2 separate regions of the Mus musculus genome follow, and region 2 is linked to region 1. Evidence: chromatin loops called from intact Hi-C (ENCODE). Cell type or tissue: heart. All regions are shown on one strand. Links, peaks and the distances in the headings refer to the core of each region. The heading gives the core; the rest is flanking DNA.

Evidence for each region. Hi-C counts contacts between places; a loop is a spot of excess contacts. Peaks named below come from ENCODE experiments on the same cell type or tissue, not always from the same donor. Only the 100,000 strongest peaks of a DNase experiment are listed, where the experiment ranks them.
Region 2: it touches region 1 in a loop (8-fold over the local background); 23 of 42 quality-filtered maps call a loop at or near these places.

What each region holds. Positions count from the first base shown.
Region 1 is chr12:17,804,112-17,815,938 of GRCm38, forward strand. Gm40312 (a long non-coding RNA gene) reads left to right here and starts at 11,044. Exons shown (of 4, transcript XR_872514.1): 1 at 11,044-11,194. In heart, for the core only: a CTCF peak has its summit at 4,692 (motif pointing left); no DNase peak of the experiment used is centred there.
Region 2 is chr12:17,550,048-17,561,874 of GRCm38, forward strand. Gm36862 (a long non-coding RNA gene) reads left to right here and starts at 6,854. Exons shown (of 4, transcript XR_381312.2): 1 at 6,854-7,570; 2 at 7,671-7,861. Odc1 (ornithine decarboxylase, structural 1) reads left to right here. Exons shown (of 12, transcript NM_013614.2): 11 at 1-30; 12 at 560-1,455. The coding sequence ends at 704. In heart, for the core only: CTCF peaks have their summits at 4,246 (motif pointing right) and 6,861 (motif pointing right); a DNase peak (open chromatin) is centred at 4,244; H3K4me3 peaks cover 721 bases; H3K27ac peaks cover 1,190 bases.

The DNA.
Region 1 (11,827 bases), core at 2,620-10,619:
GCTCACAGAGGGCAGGAGCAGGCTGCTGACTAGCCTGAGCTGGAATGGTGAGTTCTCCCTCAGGGACTGGGAGGGGTGAGAGACCTCTTGGAGGACAGGCTCAACTGCTAATGTAGTGCAAACCACACCTGAGACCTGGAAAAGGTCTGGCCCTGGAAAGCACACATTAACCTTGAGGAGGGATGAGACCCACTGGCCAATCAAGGTCTCCTGACAGACCAGCCAGTCAGAGAAGGTGGCAGGATCTTCCGAGTGCCTTTCTCCAAGTTCACTGTGGCTGTGCAGGCTTGAATGGTTCTCTGTGTCCTGCTCTGACTCTGCTGTTGGGTGCTGTGAGAGGACCTCAGGGAAGCTCTGAATTCGAGGCATGGTGAGCACAGGGTTACTGCCCACAGTGGGTAGGGGCAGGGTGCTGAGCAGTGGAAGCTGGGGTGGTGAGTCCTCTCTGGGGCTGGATGGGAAGTATAAGCCATATGTGAGCACCTGTGAGGTGTTGCTCCTCACTTGCTCCATCAGGGGCAAGTGATAACTTCCCTATACATGCCCAAATCGTTTGGACCTTAGGCTGTCTTATAGAAACAAGGGTGGTTTCTTTGAGTCTCTAGCATATGACAGGTATAAATCTAATAGGTCTGACTGGTTGGTTTTGTGTCAACTTGACACAATCTGGAATTATCACAAAGGAGCTTCAATTGAGGAAATGCCTCCATGAGATCCAGCTTACAGCATTTTCTCAATTAGTGATCAAGGCGGAAAGGGCCCTTGTTGGTGAGACCATCCCTGGGCTGGTGGACTTGGATTCTCTAAGAGAGCTTCTTGGTTATGATGTTTGTGCAGGAATAGAAACCCTGACTAAGCCAGGTGTGGTGGTGCACGCCTTTAATCCCAGCACTCGGGAGGCAGAGGCAGGCAAATTTCTGAGTTCGAGCCCAGCCTGGTCTACAAAGTGAGTTCCAGGACATCCAGGACTACACAGAGAAACCCTGTCTCGAAAAAACAAAAAACAAGAAACAAAACAAACAAACAAAAAAAGAAACCCTGACTAAAACAAATTGGTATCAGCATATTGTGGTATTCCTGTGAAAACCTGACCATGTTTTGGGGAGCACTGTGTAAGGACTTTGGAAATTTGGGCTAGACGACCCATTCGATGTTATGAACTCTGTGGGATGTTGTGTAGGAGCTTGGAAGATAAAGTTGAGAAAAGTGCAGAAGATGGAAGTCTGGTTGTGACATTTCAGAGGGAAGATTAAAGATTCTTATCTGGGCCATTGCTATTTTGATTGTGAAGATTCTGTGGTTTGGTTAGATGGGGCTGAAGAATCAGCTGTGATTAACAAGGTACCAGAACTACTAAAGCAAGAACTTTGCATTACTGGGACCATTGATGCTGGTTAGCTGGAGCTAAGAAATTAGTGGTGATTAAGAAGAGACCAGCATCATTGAGGTGACATCTTCTGGGAAGTGTTTTCTGAGAGCACAGAGGCTGTGTTCCAGAGATAGCCAAGGTGGTACCTTGTGCTATGGTTGGACTTGTCAATGTGTACGAGTCATCCAGGTGGTAGTGCATTTGAAGGCATGAAGGGGTCATGAAGAGCAGCTGAGTCTTGGCACTGTAAGAGGCCATTGAAGGCCATTGGTGAAGGTACAGCCACAGTTGCAATTGACAGCAGTGTTTTGGAGATGCCAGTACCATGAGAAGACCACCAAGAACAGCAGCAGCAGCAGCAGTGGAGTACAGGCATCTAGAGCCTAGAGGATGAGGTGTGTGCTACAAAGTGCAGAGCTGGGAGAAGTGACTCAAGCCCTTGGAGGAGCCCAGAAGATCATGAGTGGCTCCCAGACATTGGACAGTTGGAATTTGATTTTGCTTTTGATTGTGACTGTGCCCTGATGTTTTTCCCTCTTAAAGGAAGTATTTTAGTAGAGTCCACAGTTAAGAGACTTTGGATTTTAAAAGAGATTGGATATTTTAAAGAGATTGAAATTTTAAGAATTTGCAAAGACTGTGGGATTTTTAAAGTTATTTAGATCTTGGGGATGAATAAGAAAGTAAGGGTTGAGGCTTACTAGTGATGTGCTTGTGTGTCAAGTTGACAAGGGGTCAATTGTATTGGTTGGTTTTGTGTCAACTTGACACAATCTGGTATCACAGAGAAAGGTGCTTCAGTTGAGGAAATGCCTCAACAGTAAGGCGTTTTTTCAATAAGTGATCAAGGGAGAAAGGCCCCTTGTAGGTGAGACCATCCCTGGCCTGGTAGTCTTGGGCTCTATAACAGAGCAGGCTGAGCAAGCCAGGGAAAGCAAACCAAGAAGGAACATCCTTCCATGACCTCTGCATCAGCTCCTGCTTCCTGCCCTGCTTGAGTTCCAGTCCTGACATCCTTAGGTGATCAAAAGCAATGTGGAAGTGTAAGCTGAATAAGCCCTTTTCTCTCCAACTGCTTCTTGGTCATGATGTTTGTGCAGGAATAGAAACCCTGACAAAGATATATACATTATTTGTTTTTGTTTGTCTAGGTTTTGTTAATTTTTTTCAGTTGCAATTTTTCCATATTTCTTTATTTCATATGTTTAGTGATTTGATTATTATTTGGCAAAGGGATTTTAATTTTTTGAAAAATTTCCTTCATGGTTTTATTGAAAAATCATAGTCCTCTGAGCTGATATTCTTCTATACCAATCATTTGTAATTTTTATTCATTTTCAATGCCTGAGATTCTTTCTTCCTTTCCTGTTCTGTGGGTGAACCTCTGTAGTTGTCAATGTACAAGTAATTTCGTGTCCTGCTCTTAGGGACTTAGCAACAGCTTATGTCATTTCCTGCCTCCATCCCCTGTGTCTGTTGTCAAGCGTGCTTTATATACATGGACCACCAGCTATAGCAGCTCTCTATTTTTGTTCCCTGTCTCTGTTCTCTGCACATGCACACTCTCTGTCATCTCTCCCCTCATGGCTCTCTTTCTCCTCCCTGTCTGTGTGCCTGTCTGCAGGTCCTCTTGTGTACTTCTATCCCTTCCCCAGGTTCTCACTCCTCTCCCTTCCCCCAAACAACCTCTTTTGCACTTTATCTGTTGCATGCTTTAATTTCTCAGACCTGCTGTGATGGCATAGCTTGGATTTCTTGGTTGCAATTGTTCCTGGCTGTTACTATCTATGTTGCTATGCTGGTGTGTAGCCATCTCTGTTTGGGTGATTATTGACCTAGGTACTGGCCTCTGGGTTTGTCTTTTTGGGTGGGAGTTTTGTTTCTGTGTTACTGTTTGATGCATGGATTTGAAGATAGTGTTCACTGACAGTTTCCTATTTTACTGACCTGTATGGTGGGTATGGTCAAGAGGGGATGCTTTGTGATATTAAAATCTGGGAGAAGCGACAGGCAGGAACAGAAGATCTTAGTAATCCATAAGGAGACATAGTCAGGAGAGAGGTCAAGCAGCCCATGGTGTGTAATACAATGTTGGAACAACTGGGAAAATTGAATCTGGGGTAAATCAATCAATCATGAAGTTGATCTATGGAAGTTTACCTTGTGTCCTTTCAGGCATGGAATGTGGTTGAACAGGGAGTATCTGCCCAAAGGGGGCTGAGACACAGGGATGAGGCAGGAATGGATGGGCAGGTGGGGATTGTCTATGGTATCTATAGGAGGCTTGCACAGGAGGAGAGGAAATTTCCACTGGGATTCTGTTCCAGTGGTAATGGCAGCTGATATTAGTGTCTGCAGTAACAGTGAGGTAGGTCTTTGGGCAAAGTCTAGTCTACAGACAGGCATGGTTGTGGTTAACCAGGAGTTTCTGTCTATAATCAGGGGCTCAGGAACAGAGATGAGTTTGTAAATCCCAAACAGTTTGCTTTTTGAGAATGTACATTTGTACATTCCAGCAAAAATCCCATGACAAAATCCCCTTATCAACAGCCAGTTAAGGTACATCAGCAGGGTCAAGCTACATAGAGATAACTAAGACCTCCTATAGAAAACAAAAACAAAAACAAAAACAAAACAAAAACAGCTTACCCATCATGCTTGTTAGATTTTTTTTTTTGCTCCCCTTGCTTGGATCCTGCACATTATGCCAGACATACAGTTTTAAAAAATTACAATGCTGATTTGTATGCAAACTCCCCACTCTTGTTGTAACTACAATAAATACTCAAAACCCCTAGATTTGTTCTCTCAGTTTGTACCTAATGGTAGTTTGACTGCTGAGAGTCCTTGTTACTGAGCTCATATAAAAGACCTCTGTGTGTTTGCATTGAAATGGGCTCCATGCTGGTCTTTGTGATTCCTGTGAGTTGGGCATAAAATCTTGCTGCTTAGACTGGAACCCCAAGACCCTCAGGACTCCCAGGTGAAGGGTTGAAAGCCAGCTGTTAGGATGTGTCACTGCTGTTCTTTGTATCCATGACCTGTCTGTCAGAAATGTGTCTGTTTTTTTAAATTTTTCTTGAGTACTTGTGGAGGACATGATCAAAGAGAATATGGAACTCCCATAAAGTGGATATGCTGGAGAGTCATATCCACAAAGGGCTAGGAAGATGTTTCAGGGCCTGTAATAGGAGTGCCCCGTTCTTAATTTCTGGGAAGTTAGAGCAGTCTTGGAATCCTGTTCCATGGCTCATAGCTGCCATCCTGTCTTCATTTTCTCCTCTGTACAAGTGGAGGAATCTGCTGCATAGCCTTTACTGCCCCCTTGTGGCCCTCTATTATGTGTGTGCCACTTTAGTATTGTGTGACTGAGAGAGGAAATGAGACTGTTTCCATCCCAATTGATAGAGTTACTCACCCTCCGCCTTGGGTTAAATCCTTCTTATCAAGAGCACCTGTACCCATTAAGTTGCACTCAACAGAGAGCTCTTTATGACCGCATCCAGGGCAAAATCAGACTCTGCAAAACAGGGTGGAAAGGACAAAGACCTCATTTTTCCCCCCTTCTAAACAACCCTGTTCTCAGTCTATATGTGACTCTGTAGTTTTCAACTTGGAGCTGTCAGTATATGGCAGGCTGTTTTTCATCCCTTCCAGCAAAGTTAGTATATCTTCCTTAGACCAGCAGTCTTATTTCCAGGTCTGTGGGGCAATCTACTCCTCTATTCACCTTCCAGCTGTTTGGCCACCTCTTTGGTCTCCCTGGCCTGGGAATCCAGGGTTAAGGACACCTCACCACAGGGCAGTGCAGCCTCTCTTCTCCCTATTCTACTGTATCCTTCCATGCTCTGAGCCAGGACCCCTTCCCATTTTATCCTGGCTCAGACACTACTCCAACTCCCTGATGTGGTGGCACGGGTCCTGTAATGATATGGTTAGATCATTGGTTTTGGGTTTTTACAACTGCCTCACTTATTATTGTCTCTGTGTCATAGTTGTTTTAACTCAACATTTCAGACTACAGTCATCTGAAGAAGCCTCAGTTGCAGGTGTGCCCTCATCAGAATGGTTGGTTTCTAGGTCTCTGAGAGATAGTGTTGATAATTGATATAGGAAGACTCTTCCATGAAGGGTGGCAATATTGGGAAGCAAGTGGTCGTGGTTTGGATGAGAGAGCTAGGTGAGCATGAGAGAGTGACCAAGCAAGAAAGCAAGGCAGGAAGTAGTGTTTGTCAAACATTTTTGCCTTCATTTTCTAGCTTCAGTTTCTAGTCTGAGCTCCCAGTATGGTGGGCTGTGATCTGACAGAATCATGTAAAACAAACATTTACTACCTGAGATGCTTCTGCTCAGAGGAAACCATCTCAGCAGCAGAGTAGCAAGGTAGAACAACAACAACAACAAAAGCAACAGCAACAACAGCAATTGTTTCAAAAGCTGATTTTGCTGCTAGACAGAATCTCTGGTCTCTTTTGAAGGAATATGGAAAATATCAGAAATTGAGATGGCAAAAGTCATAGAAAGCTGTACATGGAGTTTAATCGGTTCTTCCCGTAGGGTCTGGAAGATTGGAGTGTTGACAGTAATGCAGCCACACGAAGTTGAGGTCATACTATTTCAGTGGAAAATAGACTGTGAAAACTTTAGGGAGAGGTCATTTGTGTGGTATCTTGGTCCCCCCCCAAAAAAAACCAAAAAACTTTTGTACTTGGATTATGCCCTGAATTATTGAGTAGGGCAAACGTTAAAAATTATTGGCTGATTTATATATTTTTATTCTATTGATATGTATTTGTTCACTCTTCCTATTTCTTTATTCAATTTACATTCTAATTGTTACACCCACCCCATTCCACCTTCCACAGTCCCTCATCACTGACTCCCTTTTCTCTCCCCAGGCAGGGTGGGAACCACTTGAGTATCCCCAACTATGGCATGTCAAGTCTGCAGAGTTAGGCACATCCTTTCCTACTGAGGTCAGAAATGGCAGCCCAGTTAGGGAAATAGTTTGCACAGACAGGAACAACTTAAGGGAAATGTCCTGCTCTGGATGTTGGGGACCCCATGAAGACTGAGCAGCATATCCACTACATATATGGTGGGGGCCTCCATCCCAGCCTGTGTGTGCTCTTTGGTTGGTGGCTCCATCTCTGAGAGTCTCCTAGGTTCTGGGTTAGTTGACTCAGAGGGTCTTCTCATGGCCTTCCTATTCCTTCAGAGGCTGTCAATTCTTTCCCCAACTCTTTTAAAATACTCCCTGAGCCCTGTCCAACGTTAGGCTGTGGGTTTCTGCATATGTTTCAGTCAGATGCTGGATGGAGACGCTCAGAGGACAATGATGCTAAGCTACTATCTGCAAGTATAACAAATTATCCTCAGTAATGCCAGCCTCAGTGCTTGCCCATGGGATGGGTTACCAGTTGGTCAGGGTATAGTTTGGCCATTCCTAAACTCTTCTCAATGATAAAAGAATCTCTGGTGGAATCACCACGGCTGACCTAAAGCTGTACTACAGAGCAATTGTGATAAAAACTGCATGGTACTGGTATAGCAACAGACATGTAGACCAATGGAATAGAATTGAAGACCCAGAAATGAACCCACACACCTACGGTCACTTGATCTTGGCAAGGGAGCTAAATCTATCCAGTGGAAAAAAGGCAGCATTTTTCACCAAATGGTGCTGGCACAACTGGCGATTATCATGTAGAAGAATGGAAATTGATCCATTCTTATCTCCTTGTACTAAGGTCAAGTCTAAGTGGGTCAAGGAACTCCATATAAAACCGGAGACACTGAAACTTATAGAGGAAAAAGTGGGGAAAAGCCTCGAAGATATGGGCACAGGGGAAAAAATTCCTGAATAGAACAGCAATGGCTTGTGCTGTAAGATCGAGGATTGACAAATGGGACCTCATAGAATTACAAAGCTTCTGTAAGGAAAAGATACTGTCAATAAGACAAAAAGGCCACCAACAGATTGGGAAAGGATCTTTACCAATCCTAAATCAGATAGGGGACTAATATCCAATATATATAAAGAACTCAAGAAGATAGACTCCAGAAAACCAAATAACCCCATTTAAAAATGGGGCACAGAGCTAAACAAAGAATTCTCACCTGAGGAATACCGAATGGCTGAGAAGCACCTGAAAAAATGTTCAGCACCCTTAATCATCAGGGAAATGCAACTCAGTCTCTGTTTCAAATTTGTGCCTGCGTTTCTTGCAGACAGGACAAATTGTGGGTGGAAAGGTTTTTGGTTCTGTTCGTGTACTTAACTCTCCACTGGGGTTTCTGCCTGACTGCAAGATGTCACCTGTTCATGGTCCATAACTCAATGCTATATATCTCAGCTAAGATCACCTCATTAGCCCCCTTTGTGCCCTCCCATTCCTAGTCTCAGGCCCATTCTAGAGATGCCCTCCCCAGCCACTCCCCCTCTGCCAGCTGCAGATTTCAATTAATTTTCCTGGCTCTCTGGCCCTCCCTTGTCTCTTACTATACCTGTTCCTAACACTCCCCTTCCCCTTTCTTATCTACTCTCCCATCCAGTTCTCTCTCTTCCTTCTGCCTCTGTGAGGAGCAGGTGTGGTAGCAGTCCCAAGATGGCACCCAGGACTGCAGCTAAGTCTTATGACTTGCACCTGACTTCCTCATACACCCGAAAATAAGCCACGACCATCGTGAGAGCTGCGCAGGTGCACCATGATGCTGGCGGTGTAAACAAGTCCATATTTGGTGGAGACATGCCCCTGCAGCCCTGATTGGCTGAAGCTGCGTGCCTGGTGAGGTGGCGTGGCCTGTCGTGAGTGGATGGGGGCTGAGAGTATATAAGCAGATCTCCCTGGGTGCCCAGGGTCCCTGTAGCAGCATCGAGGCGTTCCTGCAATAAAGGCTGTTGAGAAGAATCCGACCGACCGTGTTGTATCTTCCTTGCCGGCCGAGGTGGGTGCAGCATGCCTCCTCTGACTCTATTATTCCCCCTTCTGAGTGAGATTCAACCATGCTCATTTGGGCCTTTCTTCTTGTTTAGTGTCTTTCAGTCTATGAAGTGCAGTGTGGGTATCCTGTACTTATGGTTATTATTCACTTGTAAGTGAGTATGTACATGCATGTCCTTTTGGGCCTGAGTTACCTCATTCCAGATATTAGTTTCTAATTGTACCCATTTCTCTGCAAAATTCATGATGTCCTTGTTTTTAATACCTGAATAGTATTCCATTTTGTAAATGAAACACGGTTTTGTTTGTTTGTTTGTTTTTGGTGGTTTTGGTTTGGTTTTATTGTTTGTTTGTTGTTGTTGTTTTTCTTTCGAGACAGGGTTTCTCTGTGTAGCCCTGGCTGTCCTGGAACTCACTCTGTAGACCAGGCTGGCCTCGAACTCAGAAATCCACCTGCCTCTTGAAACACATTAACTTTTATAAATAAAGTGGCTATGAACTTCGTGGAGCAAATGCCCTTGTGGGTATGCGCCTATGAAGGTACCCTAAGTGTAGCACTTCCTCCTGCTTGTATGTTTTAAATTAATGGGAGGAGTATTCAAAGTGTTTCCTCATCCCAGGATGGAGCCTTAAACAAAACCTGCTGCAAATGTGATCCAAGCGAGGTAGGGTCCGTTAATTTAGGAGCCAAACTTCACAGGATCATCCATATCGTGCTGCTTCTAGAAACTGAAAGATGAAAATACCATGGTCATGGATTCTTCTATGGTTTCAGTTTAGCACCACTCCAGCCATTTTTTGACAGAGTCAGGATCCCAGGGAAGACTTTGTTTGAGTTCCTTGCATTTAAGTGGTGAAGTTGATGCTTGAGTTGCATTTTGTGACCACAGGTTGTTGAGAAAACAAACACATTGAGAAATCTGCCATGGAGAGATGCTTACAGGGAGATGAAGTACCCAAACTGAGAGATGTATGAGAAGTTACAGGAAGAGCACCATCTATGCCTTTAGGAATTGAAGTCCAATGTGTTTGAGACAAAGCTATAGGATTTGGTGTTTGCCCTGCTGTTTTTCTTGCCTTTGTCCAATCTTCTCTCCCTGTGTGCACATTCCTATCGATTGGGATGGGGAGGGGTATTCAGTGCCATTTTATGTTGGAAAGATATAACTTGCTTTTTGATTTTGCAAGATGTGGCTATCAAGATATTGTTTTGAGTGTCAGCAGAGACTTTAGACATTTGTACAGTGCAGGAGCCTTTCTAGATTCATCTTGGGGAAGATGAAAGTGTATATGCACTCAAATTTTCCTTTTTCTTTCTTTCCTTTTTTTTTGTTTATCTTATAATTTATATATTCATTATCATCCTGATCACTGCCCCTACTCTAGGTCCCTGCCCTCATAGACTCTTTCCTCCCAATCTCTTCTGTTTCTTCTTTGAGCAGGGGTGGGGGCCCCTTGTGTACCCCTGGGTATATAGGTTATCGTCTATTTTTCAGGATGGCATATGCTCATGACATCAATACTGCCAGAGGCTTCAGAGTCATTGGATTCTGGGTGTTGATGTTTCACCTAACTCTTGTACTTGTTTTGAAAATTTTAAATAAATAGGAGTGTTTTGCCTGTGTGCATGAATATGAATATCATGTGTGCGTCATTTTAGTGTTGTCAGAAGGTGGACTCAGAGCTCCTGTTTTTGAAGTCATGGGTCGTTGTTGGTCCCCACGTAAATGCTACCGTTGTGTGGAAGAACAGCAAGAACTTTCCACGGCTGAGCTGTCACTCTCTGCTGCCCTATATTGCTTATTTATGTTCAACACTTATATTACTAATATTTTCATGTGTCCCTTGCTCCATTAAATGTGCACTGACTTTTAGTAAAATTTTACTAATGTTGTAGTTTAAACTGGTGCACTTCCTGTTTCTGCTAGATGAATAAAAAAGTGCGGGGAATGTATACTTCTTTCTAAGAACTGTAGTAAACAACTGAGTTCTTTCTATCATTTTTGTCTCCCTAGTTGATTTTTGCAGTGGAGTAAGGGTCTTAATATGTAAACTTTGCTGTCCTGGAATGTGTTACATAGAACAGACAGGGATCCAGCTCAATGACGTATACCTGCCCGTGACTCTGGGATTAAAGACATGAACAAATACACCCTGCTTGTCCATGATTTTTCTCGTTAGTGATTCTTCTTACAATTTCTGGGATGTGTCCTCAGTACTGTTGATCTGTTTCACCCTACATCTCCCTCTCAATTGCAATTCCTCTTGAAAGACTTTACCCTATTTATTTAAAATGTTCATAAGCAACACAGGTGAACCTTCAACTCAGTTTCCTTCTAAAATGATATGGTACTTAGATTATAACTTCTCTGACAGGACATCAGTGGAGGAAGCACCAGAATTACATAAATATATGGTCAAGGAAGCATATGTTTACTTTAGAGTGATGTCAGTACCATGCTTTGTGATGTACACATGTATGGGATATTTTAGGATGCAGTGACTTATGATGATGTGCACGTGAACTTCACTGGGGAAGAGTGGAATTTGCTGGATCCTTCCCAGAAGAGTCTCTACAAAGATGTGATGCTGGAGACCTACTGGAACCTCACTGTTATAGGTATGACTGTGAATTTTCTTTTGCTTTTCAAAATAGTGGGAAGACATATCTCTTGGTGAGTGATGATTCTGTTATTTCAATTGAGAACAAGGAATACCGAGCTGAATAAATAGTGTCCAGTGATGTGAAAATTCACAGTACCTTGAATTTTGCCTTATTTCCAATACTATATCATTCATTTTTCTGGTACTGTCTTTTAGGCTACACTTGGGAAAACCATCATACTGAAGGCCATTGTCAAAGTTTGAGAAAACATGAAAGGTAATTTTCATGTGCAAACTGATACAAATATGCCTCTGAGGAAATTTTACTATGTTATGAAAGCTCTAAAGAAAAGTAGGAGTGTAAAATGTCAATACTTTAAGTGTAACTATAATTATAATATTTAAAAAAAATGTTCTGCCTCAATGTCAGTTATCTGATTTATCTATCAAAGCATCCCTCTTAAAAAAAAAAGACAAGGAAACATTGCCTTAAGAGATACCTTTATTCGATTTATAGCTCTATTATTCGATTTGTAGCTATACTGTGTATCTGCCAATGTGTATAAACTCCTAATACTTAGATTTTGCACATTGGATAGTGATAAATATGTATCCAAAACCTTCTAATAAGCAAATAGTCCATGGGAAAGTTGGTGGTACTCATATTCTTGTAGTAAAATTGATGTTTGTTTAGGGTACAGTTTATGGGAGTCAAAAGTGTTGTCATTGGGGAAACCTTAATTCATATATTACATGTCTATGAGGAACAAAAAGTCAAACAGTGTGAATGCAGTGTGGAAACCTTTCATCTGTTACTCTTCTATTAATATATATCATGTGTCACAATGAATAAAAGCCATGTGAGCATAGGGATATTGAAAGAAGCAATGTACCGCTTATTATCCCCAAA
Region 2 (11,827 bases), core at 2,427-10,426, 250 kb before region 1:
CATCTACTATGTAATGTCACGGCCAATGTGGTGAGTGAGATTGGTTTTGCTTGTTTGGTGGTGGAATATTTGCCAACCAGGAGCCAGAAGCTATCCCTGGTTCTATCCCTGGTGCATACATACACACATACTATGGGGAAAACAATATGTGCTGAAGGGGAGGGATCACTTGAGTGAGGGCCTTGATAGAATAATAACTTGCTTGCCTGTCTCAAGAAAAGGACTGAACTTGTACTTTGGTTTTTGTCTTTTTGATATAAGAAATTATTTTTGTACCTTGATCTAAATACAGATAAATGGAAGGGAGTTCTCCAATAATACTGTTTGCTTACAGATTCTTATACTAGGAAAGGTCTTAGAACTAAAAGCAATTAGATCCTTTGCAACTAAAATGTTAATTAATGCAACTAAAGTATTCAGCTGGCATTTGTGACCTGTGGTGCATTGGGTTGTTTCCTGGTGATGTAGTGACAAGGGTGAGGTCTCAGGAGACCTCTTGGGAGGCTGCCCAAATTTGGAGACACTTGGGTTTTGAATATATGTACCTCTTTGTTTTCAGGCAACTCATGAAGCAGATCCAGAGCCATGGCTTCCCGCCGGAGGTGGAGGAGCAGGATGATGGCACGCTGCCCATGTCTTGTGCCCAGGAGAGCGGGATGGACCGTCACCCTGCAGCCTGTGCTTCTGCTAGGATCAATGTGTAGATGCCATTCTTGTAGCTCTTGCCTGCAAGTTTAGCTTGTGTTAAGGCATTTGGGGGGACCATTTAACTTACTGCTAGTTTGGGATGTCTTTGTGAGAGTAGGGTTGGCACCAATGCAGTATGGAAGGCTAGGAGATGGGGGGTCACACTTACTGTGTTCCTATGGAAACTTTGAATATTTGTATTACATGGATTTTTATTCACTTTTCAGACATGATACTAACGTGTGCCCCTCAGCTGCTGAGCAAGCGTTTGTAGCTTGTACATTGGCAGAATGGGCCAGAAGCTTATGTTGTGACCCATTGTGAAAATAAAGTATCTTGAAATAACTGGGCATCAGGGAATGTTTGCAAGTATCCTTAAAGAAGGCACCAACATCTGCACAGGCTGCTGTGTCATGGAGAGACCCACTGCCTGTGGATCTGAAGGTTGGGCTAGCCCCGCATAGCACAGAGGAGAGGTGGATGGCACAAGGCTGTGCCCTCTCTGTACAGCATCAGTCTGCTTAGCCCATCCCAAGTGTGCAGTTGGCTGAGAACTTTGTTGCCCAGAGTCTGTTGGTGAGGAATGTCACCTGCCTAGTGACCGGTTGGCATGGCCACTTCCTAGGGAGGTCATCTGAAGTCCTTGCCTGCAGAAACCCTGACTGTTCCCTCAACCCTTGACTCCCAATTGCATCACCACCTAGTAACAGTTGGGAGTATCATACAACATCGGCAGTCAACTTCCTGTAATAAATTCAACAACAGCAACTACTGTGTTGTAAATCTTTACCCTGACCTTTTAGATTATAGTTTACACACACACCTATTGCCTCCCCAAAGTATGCCAGACTCTTAAACTAGTTAGCATTGAAAACCTGTAGGTCAGGAGGAAGGGCAGTCATATCCTGTGATCCCAGCACTGGGAGACACCAGTGTGGGCTACATATAGGCTCTATTTCAAGCAGAAGTGGCTGAGTAAAACTGCTGACCTGTCATGGAGAGACTCACTGCCTGTGGATCTGAAGGTTGAACTACCTGCACCTCAACAGCTGCTTCCTCTCCAGGGTTTCCTTTCCCAGGCACGGGGCTTTATTTGCTAAGAACTTTCTTGGGAGCCACAAATAGTGGCTGGAGTTGGAAGATCTGAAGTGAAGCTGCTGTGTCCTATGCTGTGCCAGTAGGCTCAGGTGGAAATGTTATAGGGTTGAAGGCTCCCACCCCAGGCCTTGGTTATTGGTAGTTTGTATAGCTGGGGAAACCAGGTCTCCAGCTCCTGGCAGCAATACATTTTCTAAAGACTAAGTTCCAATCTAAAGGCTCAAACTGAAATGGCTAGAAGCCAGCATGGAATTCACAGGAAAGTACAACTCAGTTTTTGCTATTTTGAAGTAGGGCCCCAATATGCTGGCCTAGAATTTGTTTTGTAGATCATGCTGCCCTCAAATTGATGTGTGTCTACATGTGTGTATGTACCATGTGGGTTTTGCCTGAGGAGCCCAGAGAGGACATCAGATTGGGGGGGGGGGAGTTCCAGAACATGGGTCCCCCACAAGAGCAGCCAGTACACTTAACCACTGAGCCATCTCTCCAGCCTCCAAATAGATTTTTGGTTTTTTTTTAAACAAAAGTTTTTGACCTGAAGAAACCATTCTTTTTCATCTGTCTGACTGGCAAAGGCAGAGTTCCTCAGCCCTGATGGAGTGGTTGCCTAGCAGACTAAAGCCTGTGCGTTTCTTGCCATGAAAGGAGTTGAGTTCTGGAAGACAGGCATGCTCAGACAGGCCAGGGAGGCTGCTTTGACTTAGCTCTCAAAAACTAAGTTCTAAAGAAAGTCAGCAGGATCCAGCTCTGACCTTGAGTTTATCATCCTCCAGCTGCCTCAGTCTCATGAGTGTTAACATTGCACCCAGCGACAGTATTTTTTTGGCATATGTATATATGTGTATGCTTGTATGGGTGCTTCTACGTACTTGTGTGGAAGCCAGAGACTGATCTCTGATCTCTTCCTTGAATACCTCCAGTTTATGTATATGTGATATATCAGGAGAGGGGTGGGCAGTGCCAGAGGAGACTTATCAGATGTCTTGTGTCATTTGAAGTCCCTTGAAAGAAGTTGAACCTGGAGCTAGGCTGGCAGCCCACAAGCCCCAGTGATCTACCTCCAACACACTAGTGGCCACCAAGCTAGAGATCCTCTGTCTCCTCCAGAGGCCACCCCCTTACAGTCTCCTGCCACCTGGTTTGTATGTGTGTGCTGAGATCAAACTTGAGACCTCATGCTTACAAGGCAAGCACTTTTCTCACTGGACCATCTCACTAGCCCCTGAAACTTTGTCCTTCTCTGGTTCATTCCCTGCCCAAACAGCAGCAGGCAGGGGCAGCCCAGAGCACTTGCCCTGGAACAGCCCTGGATTGAGAGCCTGGAGCCGGACAGACCCAGCTGAGATGGCCCTATCCTTGCTAGGCACAGAGTACCTCTCGATGCCTTATCTACAGTGGGAGTGAGTCAGAGTACCTCTAGGACTTGCCCCTAGGTGGGGATTGCAAAGCCCAGTATTAAGTGGAGGCACACATTTTACATATCAAAGCAGACCTGACCTCCAGGTTCCTACCTGGCATACACTGCCCCCAACCCTGAACTTTGCAGCCCAGGGGCTGGGCTGCCCTTTCCCAAGAGAGGCTCTTCTATAATCCAGATATTTTGTGTGTTCTCCCTCTCCCTCTCCCTCCTCCCCCCTCTCTCTATCTCTCCCCTTCTCTTCCCCCTCTGAGAGTGGCTTCCAATAAACCTGCCTTTAATATAATCGACTCTGGTCTGAATTGGCACATTTCACGGGGGGGGGGGGGGAGGAGGCGGGAATAACCCATCAGTGACAAGACAGGCAAACCTTTCCTCTCTCAGGTTGCTTTTGGCCAGTGTTCTGTCACAGCTACAGAAAAATGAATAGCTAGGATATCCCTAGCCACACACCTAAAACATTGCTGCTGGTTGTGAGAGAAGGGTTTTATGTAGGCCAGGCTGACCTCAAATTCAGATCCACCTGCCCCTACCTCCCTAGTGCTGGCGTTAAAGGTGTCCACCACCACTGTTCAGCTGACCTAAAGTGTTTCTTAGGTGAAACCCGCTAGGCCGCCATGCTTGACAACCCGTTGGGAGAAGGCCTAGGAAGCTGGGCTGAGTATCTGGGCAGGAGTGTGCCTCTACTAGGTAGCTGGGATGCTAAAGCCGGGGCTGCCTGTGATGTGGCCTGTTCCCTCCTGTTTCCAACCTGCCTTGGCAGCTGTGCATGTTCAGCTCTTTGATTTATAGGCAGAGAGGCCACATTTGGCAAGTAAGTTTTAAGATATTACTTGGAACCTATTAAGAAACATTATTTGTGGTTTATCTCATTTAACTCGGCAGCTTGACGGGGCTTCTGAGTCTTAAGCACCAGGATCCTGGCCCTGGCTTCTGTGGGCCTCAGCATCCTTATGAGTCAACGGGCAACGGGCACCGGAGACAGAAAGCCAGGCTCTCAAGACTCAACTTCTTAGCTGCGCAGCCTCGGACGGTGCTGGTCACGGCCACCAGGGGGCAGCAGCATCTAGTGTTTAAGGTGTGGCTCGTTGGCTAGGGGCCAAGCTCCACTCTGAAAGAAGACTCCAAGCAGACTTGGTCCCTCTCCAGATTCCCCCAACCCTCATCCCTGTCTCAGTAGGACTTCCAGGGATCTCCAGTGGGTCGTCTTCAGCCTCTGTTTCGCTCTCTCTCTGCCTGTCCCTTCAGTGGGTAAAGCCTGTAGCCATGGCTTCCTGAAGTATCCCAGGCCTACTCCTGTGCCCACATTATATTTGTACATGCAGATCTGGCCTACCTGTCCCATGTGCCCTAAGAATAGGGTCTAGCAATTGTGTGTCTCCGCATAGCTGTCTCTGCTAATTGGCTCTGAGCCAGAAGCAGAGCCCACTTAGGCTCTCCTCTGCATGGTCCAGCCCACACCAACCGTCCACTCCCATCCCCAGTACCTGACCCTCTCCTTTCATCCACATCCCTGCAGAAGCCAGAACCTTGTGGTACCCAGGGCATCACACTGGGCTGTTCAGAACCCAGCTTTCTGGACAAACAGCTCCCACGGAGGACAGAGGCCTGGCCTGAGTCATGTGACTCGTTCACAGCCCATCAAACTTGCACCTGAGTCTCACAGAAAACTGGAGATCTTGTTTGTAGTCCGGTGCTTTTGAGTCAGGGCACAAGAAGCCTTGCTTGGAAAGGTAAACTACAGGTCAATCTATATCATAAAGGACACCATGCAACCACTAGAACTGTATCCTTCCCCAGGTGCCTGCATAGGACAGCAGAGGTTCTGGGATTCCAGAGGCAAGAGAGCAGGACCAAGAGGCTCTTAGGAGGCTCCGCCTCCCTCTCATCTCCCTTTCCTTCTCCTCTTCCTCTCCTCCTCCTCCCCTCCTCCTCTTCCCCCCACCCCCCTTCACAAGAGTCTGCTTCCAGAAGGAGAGCGAGCCTGTCAGGAGCCTCTGCTGTATAGGTGAGAGTGCTCATTCTGGGGTCCTTTCCTCGATTGTGAGCTGTGTTTCTTGGAATGCAGCCACCATCTTTGGGGGCACTCCCCTCCCCTTTCTCCTAGGCACAAGTAGACTGAGGAACCACATAGATTTAATGCGTTCCTGACAGGGCAGGGTCTGCGAGGACCCTCAGATCCATGTCTTAATCTGTACAGAAGGAGCTGTAACCTGTGTTTGCCTTCTTAATTTTTTCTTTAGATTGCTTGTTGTTGAAAGGGTGTCGTTTTGTTTTGTTTTGTTTTCTGTGTAGCTCACTCTGTAGACCAGGCTAGCCTCGCACTCAGAGATCTGCCTGCCTTGGCCTCCTGAGTGCTGGGATTAAAGGTGTGTGCCACCACTGCCACCACCTGGCTCCAGGTTGATTTTATGCATGGAGTAACTCAGTAAGTACACAGTAGCCCTGGCAGGCCTGGTACTTATATGGCCAGCCTGGGCCTCAAACTTCTAACAATTCTCCTGCCTCAGGTTCCTGAATACTGGAATAAGACAAATCACTACAATGGTGCACATGGTGTGTGTGTGTGGGGGGGGGGTGTGTGTGTAGAATTTGCCCCTTATCTTGAGATGAACACTAGCCTTCACTTGCCTTCAGGCTTGTTTGTACTGGAATCACTGTTGGCTCTGGGTCTCTGAATTACAGAGCTGATGATCCGAGGGTTCTCTAGGCTTCACCTGTACTGATTCTATGCCACACAACCAGTTAGGGAATCAACAGATTAACACTCCTACTCATCTCTCCCATCCTCCATTCACTTTGTCATCCGTCACATTCATTGTGCTGGTTAGTTTTCTGCCCCCCTGACACAAGCTGTGGTCATCAGGCAGAGGGAACCTCAACAGAAAATGCCTTCATCAGATTGGCTACTGGGCATGTCTGTGTGGCATTTTCTAGATTAATGTTTGATACAGGAGGCCCCAACCCAATGTGTGTGGTACCACTCCAGCAAAGGTGGTCCTGCAAGGTGAGAAAAACACGAGGCATAAGCCAGTAAGCAGATTTCCTTAGGTGCTCAGGCCTCAGGTTCCTCTTCTCAATCCTCTACATGATGGATTATAAACTGTAAGAAGAAATAAACCCTTTCTGCCCTGAGTTGCTTTTGATCATGGTGCTTATCACAGCAACAGAAAGCAAACTAGAGCAGAATTCTGCAGCACAGAGTGAGGTATTGCTATGACAGATCTGACCACGTTGGTGGGGTGTGGGGGGTGCAGAGAGCTTGTGGAATTGTTTGGAACTTTGGGCTGCAAAACACATTGAATACTCGAAGCTATCACTTACAGCTTTATCCCTTTGAAATAGGATTTCTCAATGAATCTACAGTTAGGCAGGCAGCCAACCAGCCCCACAGATCCTCCGGCCTCTGCCCTCCACAATGCTGGGTGTTATCAGGATATTCGAGGCCATGTTTTCCGTGAGTGCTGAGTTCTGAACGCAGGTCATCATGCTTACACAGCTAACTTTAGCCAAGAAGACATCAGTGAAGGCTGCCTTACTGTCTAGAAAACAAACAAACAAACAAACAAACAAGCAAACAAACAACCAGATTTATTTATATTTATTTACGTGCGTTGCTTGCATCTGCCTGTGCACCACATGCATGCATTACCTGCAGTGGCCAGAAGAGGTCGTTAAATCCCCTGCAAGTGAGTGTACAGACACCACGTGAGCGCCGTGTAGAAATCAAGCTTGGACCCTCTGGTAGAGCAACCCGTGCTCTTAACGTCTGAGCCAATGCTCCATCCTCTTTCGTAGCTTTTGCTTCCCCCCAACCTCCCGTAACATTCTAGGGCTCAAATTCTGGTCTTTGTGTTTGCAAGTGTTTCTTCACTGTCTCTCCCCAAACTACAGCCTTCCTTGTCCGCAGCTTCCAGACGATGGGGAGTACCCAGAAATTTAGCAGGGAAGCCGTCCCTCTTAGACTGGCTAGAAGTCCCTACTTTCTCCTGACTGAGAAAATGGGGCATATAAGATGCACCATTAGACAGGGCAAGAAGCACATTCAGAGAGACTGGGATTTCAGGCAGGCTCATCCCGAACCTGACCGTTTACCCAGGGCTCCATCTTCCTCTCTGGGCCACTGAACTTACTGCCTCTCTCCACCATTAGCTCCTGTTTGGGTGTTCTAGATGGCAGCCTTTGGAGAGGGGACTCTGGGATGCTGCATGCCACACATCCCAAGAGACAGTTTGGTCTCTGCCTGGCTGGCTGTTCTAAAAATACCTTCTGCTAATGAAGGGAGGGCTGGGGTCTGGCTGGAGTGGGGTGCTGGGCCCCATTCTCCTGTGAGCAGGCCCTGTCCTGAGCTCATCAGCTAAGCAGGTAATTATGCGTGTGCTTTGTTCACCGCACAAAGGGGCTCTCAGCGAACTTCCGAGAGGCGCCGCTTCCTGGCTGATTTGATTTTTTTTTTTTCTTTCAGAGCTGGAGTGTGAAAGTCAAGCTGAACCTGCCTAATTGTGCCTGCGAAGGCAATTCAGAGAAGCTGCTCTTGGAAGGGAATCAGGACAATTAGCTCTGAGCTGTGTGGAGAAGGGACAAGAGAGCTCACCATGGTGAATGTCAGCCTGTCCCTGGGGGAAGCAAAGGGCAGCATTGAGTGAGAGTGAAGAGGTGGGTATCTTCTCCTGAGGCTGGGTGTGAGTGGTGGGGGTACAGGCATGGGAGCTAGGACCAGTCAGGAGAAGAAACAATTAGCCCAGTCAGGGTAGGATACCAGTGGCCTTGGGCCACTAACACACCCCTGGAGCCTCAGTTTCCCTGAGTCCCCAAATGAGCAACACACACACACACACACACACACACACACACACACCAGATGGACCAGATGGAGCACGTTCATCCCAGGCAGTGGTAGGCGCAAGGCCAGGGCAGATGGTGCCAACAGGGCCTGCAGCAAACAATCCACAGCAGCTGTAAGCCTGGCCCTCCTGAGCCCAGGGGCCTGGCAGTGCAAGCCAACTGCTGTTCTCCTACCTCCTGCACTGTGCCTGGACCAGGGGAAAATGTTACTAGTTCCTGTGACTCTTGGGGCTTCCAAGTCCATCTGAGAGCTGGGCATTCAAATCTCAGGGAGGTTGAGTCTGCAGCCCCTGGACTGGCTTTCTCCCTTGATTCAGGGCTCCATCTGGCACCAAGTAGGTGACAAATGCTTGTCCTTCCTATAGCATCAGGAAACTGAGGTCTATAAGTTCAGCTCCCATTCAATAAAGTACCTGTGTTTGTGTGTGTTTTGTTTTATTTCACTGTGTGTGTGAATATGAACATGTGCGTGCCTTGGCACATATGTGTATCAGAGGGCAACCTCAGGTACTGGCCCTCACTTTCTACCTTGGAACATCCCTTTTGCTGTTGTTTGCAGCTCGGGTTCTCCTCCCATCTCCTTGTAGGAGCACAGGAATTAAAGATGCTCATACTACTGTGCCCAGTTTTTAATGTGGGGCTGGAGACTCGAACTCGGGTCCTCACACTTGCACCACAGTCTCTTTTTCCCACTGGGCCATCTTCCCAGCCCTGTGTGTCTGTTTTAGATTTATTTATGTGTGTGGATGTTTTGCCTGTATGTATATCTATGCACCATGTAAGTTCCCAATTCCCACAGAGACCAGCGGAGGCATCAAACCCCTAGAACTGGAGTTAGGTGGTTGTGAGATGCCATGTGCGTGCTTGGAATCAAACTCTGGGCCTCTCTCTGGAAGGACAGCAAATGATCTGAATCATTGAACCATATCTCTGTGTGTCTATTGTAGATAGAAATTTCTAGAGAGAGTATGACTACCTGCTTTAAAAAGAGACCAAGGTATATACAATTGGTTTTTTTCTTTTTTTTTTTTATTTTTTAAATGATTTCTTTTTCCTTCCTTCCTTCCTTCCTTCCTTCCTTCCTTCCTTCCTTCCTTCCTTCCTTCCTTTCTTCCTTCCTTTCTTTCTTTTTTTGTTTTGGTTTTTTGAGACAGGGTTTCTCTGTGTAGCCCTGGCTGTCCTGGAACTCACTTTGTAGACCAAGCTGGCCTCGGACTCAGAATCTTCCTGCCTCTGCCTCCCAAGTGCTGGGATTAAAGGCGTGTGCCGCCACTCCCAGCAATGTGTAGCCCAGGCTGGCCTCGAACTGGTGATCCTCCTGCCCCTGTCTCCTTCAGCAAATCCTACCAGCGTGTGCCACCACTACCGGCTCTTTCAGTTTTCAAGATTATAATCTGACCAGGAGAAACAGTCTTCCCCAGGAAAGAGCACACCAATTGGTTATCTAATACTAAGTGGTCAGCCCTGAAAACATTTATACCAGTAACCTTATACAGACTGAGACGGCTGTACTTGTGTACATTATACTCATCTTAAAAGGACGTGGCTAGCTCTGTCTGTCAGGACAAGCCTATGGTGTAGAGCGCCCATGTCTACACACAGGGTATGACAATCACATTTCTTGGCTGTGTTTTGTGGGTTAGACTCATATATCTAGAGGGCTCAGAAAAGGCCTGGCCTTTGGCTCCTGCTCCCTGAGTTTTAACATCACTGCTGTGGCCATCATTGGATGGCTCAGGCTCCCACTATAAAACCCAGATAAGCTGGCAGGTGGGATGGAATGACTCCTTCTATGTGGCTGGAATGAGAGCATCAGGGCTCAGTATGTCAGTGTCCTCCAGCAAGGGACATGCTGGTGTTTATCTGATTGGTCTATGTTTGAGCCATGCTAGTTAAATAGGTGTGCGTGTGCGGGGGGGCGGGGGGGGTTGTTTCCTTGTTTGTTGTTTGTAGCTCATGTAGCTTAGGCTTCCCTCAAGTTCACTGTTCAACCATGCTTACCTCTTAACTTTATAATCTTCTGCCTCTTAAGTCCTGGGTGCCAGGATTACTGGGAATGTACCACCATGCCCAGTTTATATAGTGCTGTGAATTAAGGGCTTTGTGAATGCCCGACAAATACGCTACGCTACCAATGGATCAACCTCATAAACCTCCAGCTAAGTAGTTTATGTTTATTCTTTGAATGTTTCTATTTATTCTTTGATCATGTGATGGCTAGTTTTATGTCAACTTGACACAAGCTAGAGTCATCCAGAAGGAGGGAACCTCAATTGAGAAAATGCCTCCATAAGATCTAGCTATAGGGCATTTTTTAAATTAGTGATTGATGGGGAAGGTCCCAGCCCATTGTGGGTGGTGCCTTCCCTAGGCTGGTGGTTCTGGGTTCTATAAGAAAGCAAGCTGAGCAAGCCAGTAAGTTGCACCCCTCCATGGCCTCTGCATCAGTTCCTGCCTCCAGGTTTCAGCCTGCTTGAGTTCCCATCCTGACTTCCTTTGATGATGAACATTAATCTGGAAGTGGAAGCTGAATAAACCCTTTCCTCCCCAACTTTCTTTTTTGTCATGGTGCTTCATCTCAGCAATATTTGAATCATTGATGAAGACTAAGTCAGAGGCTATTGGTGAAGGTGCAGCCTCGTAAAGCAAGGAACTCCAACACTTTGGAGATGGCAGTAGTGTGGGATGACCACCAAGAGCAACAGCTGGGGTTGGAGTGGAGCTGAGCCTGGAAGACAAGCTGTGTGTGCTATAGAGGGCAGAGCTGGAAAAGTGACCCCAGCCGTTTGGAGGAGCCCAGAAAATTATGAGTATATCTCAGATAATTGGACTCAGTTACTTACACTGCTGGAGATTGGTTTTGGTTTGTTCAGATTATAACAGTCTTATCTTTTATTTTATAGGAGCCCACAGTTAAGAAACTTTTAATTTTAAAGAGTTTTGGATTTTAAAGAGACTGTATTTTTAAAGATTGGTACATTCAAAGCTTGACATGTTTATATTAAAATGTTGTTATTAAAGTGTCATCTTAGCCAGGTGTGGTGGTGCACACCTTTAATCCCAGCACTCGGGAGGCAGAGGCAGGCGGATTTCTGAGTTCGAGGCCAGCTTGGTCTACAAAGTGAATTCCAGGACAGCCAGGGCTACACAGAGAAACCCTGTCTCGAAAAACCAAATAAAATGAAATGAAATAAAATAAAAATAATAAAGTGTCATCTTAGGGAAGAACACAAAAGAAAAGGTTATGGCTTAATGGTGCGTTGTGTTTCAAGTGTACAAGGGGTCTTTTGGGCTGGCTGGTTTTATGCCAACTTAAGACATCTAGAGTCACCTGAGAGGAAGGAAACTGAATGGAGAAAATGCCTTCATAAGAGCTGGCTGAAAGACATTTTCTTAATTAGTAATTTATGGGGGAGGGCCCAGCTTTTTGTGGGTGGGGCCACCCCTGGGCTGGTGGTCCTGGATCTATAAGAAAGCAGGCTGAGCAAGCCCTGAGGAGCAAGCCAGTGAGCAGCCTCTGCATCAGCTCCTGCCTCCAGCATCCTGCCATCCATGAGTTTCTGTCTTTGTTCTTGGATGATGAACACTGATGGAGAACCGTAAGTGGAATAAACCCTTTCCTCTCCACCTGCTGTCCACTGCAAAAGGAGACTTCTCTGACCAATGTTGAGAACAGCACTTATCAATGAGTTTGAACAACTATTGAGAAGACAGTTTGACAACACATTCATTTAACAAAGCAACACTTGTGTGTGTATCATTCAAGGCCTATAGCTG